2 separate regions of the Homo sapiens genome follow, and region 2 is linked to region 1. A link is an interaction called in ENCODE POLR2A ChIA-PET data of the cell type or tissue named here. Cell type or tissue: MCF 10A. All regions are shown on one strand.

Region 1 (2,500 bases):
GAAGGAAATAAGAGCTGAGCCCTGCCCTCAGGGGATCTGTTGTAGGGTAGGTATGAAACTATGACATGATGGCAAATGTGATCAGAAAATGAAGGGTGGGGCATATGAGATTTAGGGAGAACTTAGAGGGGAAAGACTGGGCTTCTATGGGGGTGATTAAGAGAGACTTTGAGCTGTCCCGATGAATAAATAAGAAGGTCCCAATAACTTTTTTCTTATATGAAATTATAAAAGTTTTTATTTAAGAAATTAAGAAAATATAAATAAAAGAAGAAAGTGAGGGTCATATTTTACGGCAGATGGTGTTGGTTGATTATCTAATATCTTTTTTCTCCTTCTTAGAAACTCAGCCTTAATTACATTCAGTGCAACAATGTGCTGCTAAAAGACTACATTACCCAGAACCCTTTGCAGCCAGTTATCAATACATTGGCTGTGTAACTAAATTCTGAGCAATTTAAGTTAAAACATTGTGTGGGACTTCCAGGAAGACTCCGTAAGGGAGATGACTTCACTAGGAAGTTTGGCCCTTTTGCCCTTCTCTAGTTTTCCTTCTTGATGGGACATGAAGGTGATGGCTAAATCTCTAGCAGCCATAGTGGACCAGGAAGTGATTTTGATGATGCCTATATGTATTTAGTCAGAATGGACCAGGTTATGCTATAATAACAAACAGTCCCCTAACCTCAATGATATTCTATTTCTACCTCACCTAAATATCCAATAGACTTCAACAAAGAACCTGTGCTAACTAGAGTCACTCCATCACCCAGGCTGATGGCAGCTTTCTCTCAACATGTGCTTTCAAAATCACAATAGTAGGTGGAAGGATGTATAATGGATTGTGCACTGACTCTTAAAGCTTCTGCTTAGAAGTGATTCATGTTACTTCCCTTTATAGTTCACTTTTCCAAAGCAAGTCACATGACACACCAACATTCAAAGGGGAAGGAAGTGAAGTCCTATCATGTTCCCAAAACGAGGGAAGAAAAAGAGTATTAGTGAACATAAATAATGACTTCCATACTATGTGCTATGATGAAGAGCAGGAAGTTAGAATGCACTTGAATTTCTAATGACTTTGTGACTTGCCATCCCAGACTTCTTCTACTTGAGAGAATAAACCCTCCTGTGTTGAAACCATTGTAATTTGGGGTTTTCCATCTCATGGAGCCAAATCCAACTGTAATGAATTTATTTTTCCCCCATCCTTCTGTCATAACCACAAATATTATTTTGATGAATGTACTGGAAAAGAATGTGTATGAGTCTTGGAGTGCCTGCCCTGCTTTCAGCCCCATTTCAGAGAAGCAGCCTCAGCACTTCCTGACCTCTACAATTCCATGTTCTGTCATGCAATCATGCCACCCTGCACACAACTGATTGGATCAAGGCCAAAAGCACCAGTGTATGGGCTGAGTAGCCCACTGGCCATGAAGTAGCCTGGCCTGAGAGGTTTGTCCAGTGCAGGGGCTCTGTATGAGGTGATGACTAAGTGAGTGAATCAGACCCTCTTACTCATATGTGGAATTTGAGACACATACTGGGAAATTAAAAAAAAAAGCTGAGAGGAAAGCAGAAGCTGAGAGAAGTTGCATTATGTGACTGTAACAATATTGCAATTTTGAATTGTGTGTAGGATGTTGTGTTCTCTGTGAGATCTCCATGTTGGTTCCAAGAACTTCCCTGTTTTTCCTTTCTTCTGCGTGGCCTTATAATAAACTCCTTATATATTAGTCTGTTCTCACACGGCTATAAAGAACTGCCTGAGACTGGGTAATTTATAAAGGAAAGTGATTTAATTGACTCACAGTTACCCATGGCTGGGGAAGCCTCAGGAAACTTACAATCATGGGAGAAGGGGAAGCAAACATGTCCTTCTTCACATGGCAGCAGGAGAGAGAAGTGCAGAGTGAAGTGAGGGAAGTCCCTTATAAAACTATCAGATCTCGTGAGAACTCACTTACTATCATGTGAACAGCATAGGGGAAACTGCCCCCATGATTCAGTTATCTCTACCTGGTCCTGTGCTTGACAACGTTGGGATTACTACAATTCAAGGTGAGATTTGGGTGGGGACACAGAACCAAACCATATCACCCTATGACATGATAAAAAATTAGATCCTAACCAACAGTGTGTATCCTTCTCTCATCTGTTTTTATTTATGTTTTATCGATAGATGATTTTTTATAATGGTACTTACTTTTCTCTTTTACTTAGTAGTATATCATGACAATCATTCCATGCCTTTAAACATTCTTTAAAACAACACAAGAACGGGCATGTAGTATTCTATTGTACAACTGCACCTATGTAATCAATCCCCTAATGTTGGACATTTATGTCGTGTCCCATTTTTGTTTGCATATTTGCTTTTGCTTTTATATACAGCAGCAAAGTCAACATTCTTGAAGCTAAATATTTGCATGTATCCATGATTGTTTTTTTCTTAAAGAGAGAAGGTCTTTTTATGTTCTTTGGGCAGGACTTGAACTTA
Region 2 (2,500 bases), 260 kb after region 1:
TGGACAGCTTTGCATTTTTTCTCTTTGCTTATCTATATTCCCCCTTTTTTCCTACAATGTTCAAGCTTTATTTCCATAAATTTCTATTTTAAATGAAAAGTTTGAAAAGTAAGATACCAAGGAAGGGAAGAAAATAAAAATGGGGGTTCCAAAGTCAGATCTAGCTGAGGCCCTAGCTGTGGGAATGTAATAATTTAACATGCATGACCATGCTTTGTAAAAACACACACCTCCTGTGGATATGGAGTTGTGTTTACTAGTATTTACCTCCTTCCGTTTTGGGAGAGCTGAGCCTTTCCTTAAGAATTTTCTGTGGCTGACAGGGTGGTGGCTGTGTGCTCCCCACAGGAACACCCGCCATCCTCCATAGTCCCCACAGAGCCCCACCAGCTTCCAGCTGGCCTCATTGTGGTGGTGGCAGTGGTATGTATGCATGTATGAAGGAAAGGCACTCCTGGACATTAGTCAGAGGAAAATGAGACATATGTAGAAACAGCTCCTAGATAGAATTGTGGCAACAAAGGGGTTCAAACAGCTTGGAATTCAAACCCTAGCCTCCCGTATATATGTATGTATGAGACAAGCCACATGCCTGGCCTAATCGCAGCTTCCTCATTCAGGAAAGACAATAACCCTGATGGCTCACTTGCTGGGCTATCATGACATAGGAGAAAATGAGTGTGTAGCATTTGGCAGGCAGCCTGGCATGAACCAAGTGCCCAATGCATGTCAGCTGCTGCTCATCCACCCAACAGTCCTTGCAGATGACATTCAGTGCTGATCAGCAGTTACTGTTACTGTTACAAACTATCTGGTAATGGGAAAAATCGTTATTGCATGACCCATTAATAACTGGATGGTAGGAGGAAGTAGCACCCAATGTACTACATTCTTTTGATACCAACTATCTCATCTTGGTGTTTGCAATGCAACAGGCTTGGTCCTCCAAATGGTTTCAGGGCTTTATTATATTCTGCCCAAGAGGATTTTCTTTGCCTAACTCAAGAAACAGGGCAAAAGATCAGAGAGAGAACGGCTATTGCAATGGTGAATAAATAAGGCTGTAATCTGACCACTCTTCCCACGCAGTGCTGCAAGCCTTGTGACTCATTTTTACAGCTTTGCCCTGACTGCTAGATCAGGGGCCCTGTCATTTCTTGGACATTCACTGGGTATAGTGCAACAGCATGGAGGATGACAAGCAGGTCCCCTCTGATGCCTGCAGATCTGTTTGAATCCTGGATTCTCTATCCCTTAGTGATCTCCTGTGCAAGCACCTTACCTGTCTCACTCAACTGTTTTAAGAATGGGAAATGATGTATTTAAAGAGTCTAGCATAATATCTACATAGAATAGGCACTTAATATATTTTTATTATTACTCCTCTTACTACCAAACTGAATTCAAAACAAAAGGGATGATAATCCATTTCTATCCTGTGAGGGACAAACAGCCCCTAGTGTTAGGCTCTGTTCTGAACACCATGATAACAAGGATCTAATACACTGGAGGTGTGTCTGGAAAAGATCAAGGAGATGAGAACAGTCAGTGCTGGGTGATGTCATGCTTGGCTGACACAAGGATGCTTAGTTGGACATTGACAAGAGAAGATACCTTTTTGCAAAGAATAGTAATAAAAGTAACAACAACAATTAATATTAATTACTGGTCGTTATATGCCCAACCTTGTTCTAATTTCATTGCACGCGATAAATTTGTTAATCCTCACAACAATTATTTAAGGTATATTGTCCCCATTTTAGAGATGAGAAACTGGGTCATAGGAAGGTTAACTAACTGATATATTTGGGAAATGGGATTTGAAGCTGGGGCATCCAGCTTCTGTGTCCGTGCTCTGCCCCACTGTGTCATACCCACCTCCCTTATCTAACGAGGCTGCCCTGGGGAAGGGAAATTAAACATGCTCCATTACCGAAGGAGGGCAAAATAGGTTCTATAGAAGAAACTTCAAGGAGAGAGATCTCTATATAAGAAAGGTTATCAGCAGTGATTCAAAGATTGGCTACCATTGGAGTTAGCAAGTCTTCTTTACTAGAAGTGTTTAAGTAGTTGTTGGCCATCTGGGCTGGAAAAGTTTTGAGAGGATTCTAGCATCTGGAAAATGGTTACAGTAAAGAAACTCTAAGTCTCCTTGCAACTTTAAGATTCTCCTGTGCCTAGCCTAACTGGCATTTTAAATAAGAATTTGAATGAATAACTGAATTCAATGAATCCATGAACATATCAGATCAGAGATTCACCTGATATGTGCAGAGCAATGATGACCTTTTCTTCCAGAAGCCTACAATGCTTAGTGACTTTAGATATGTCCATCAACAGAAAAGGTTATCCTTATATTGTAATTTTATATTTGACTATTTTCTTTGGTATAATTGGATGTAAAAATCTTTGCCCACAAGAGATAATGCCTACCTACTATAAAGTAGAGCACATATTAGAAGCCCTAATGAATGATGATGTCCATAGAAATATGATTCAG

Evidence for each region. Peaks named below come from ENCODE experiments on the same cell type or tissue, not always from the same donor. Only the 100,000 strongest peaks of a DNase experiment are listed, where the experiment ranks them.
Region 2: POLR2A ChIA-PET joins it to region 1 with 5 read pairs; 3 of 35 experiments call an interaction of 5 or more read pairs at or near these places.

The regions. Positions count from the first base shown.
Region 1 is chr5:158,383,826-158,386,325 of GRCh38, forward strand. The region is part of intron 1 of LINC02227 (long intergenic non-protein coding RNA 2227); the gene reads right to left. Among named protein-coding and RNA genes, the nearest start is that of LINC02227, 25 kb to the right of the region's middle. In MCF 10A, no CTCF peak of the experiment used is centred here; a DNase peak (open chromatin) is centred at 1,386.
Region 2 is chr5:158,639,687-158,642,186 of GRCh38, forward strand. No RefSeq gene overlaps it. Among named protein-coding and RNA genes, the nearest start is that of LINC02227, 230 kb to the left of the region's middle. RefSeq lists an enhancer at 394-917. In MCF 10A, no CTCF peak of the experiment used is centred here; a DNase peak (open chromatin) is centred at 1,095.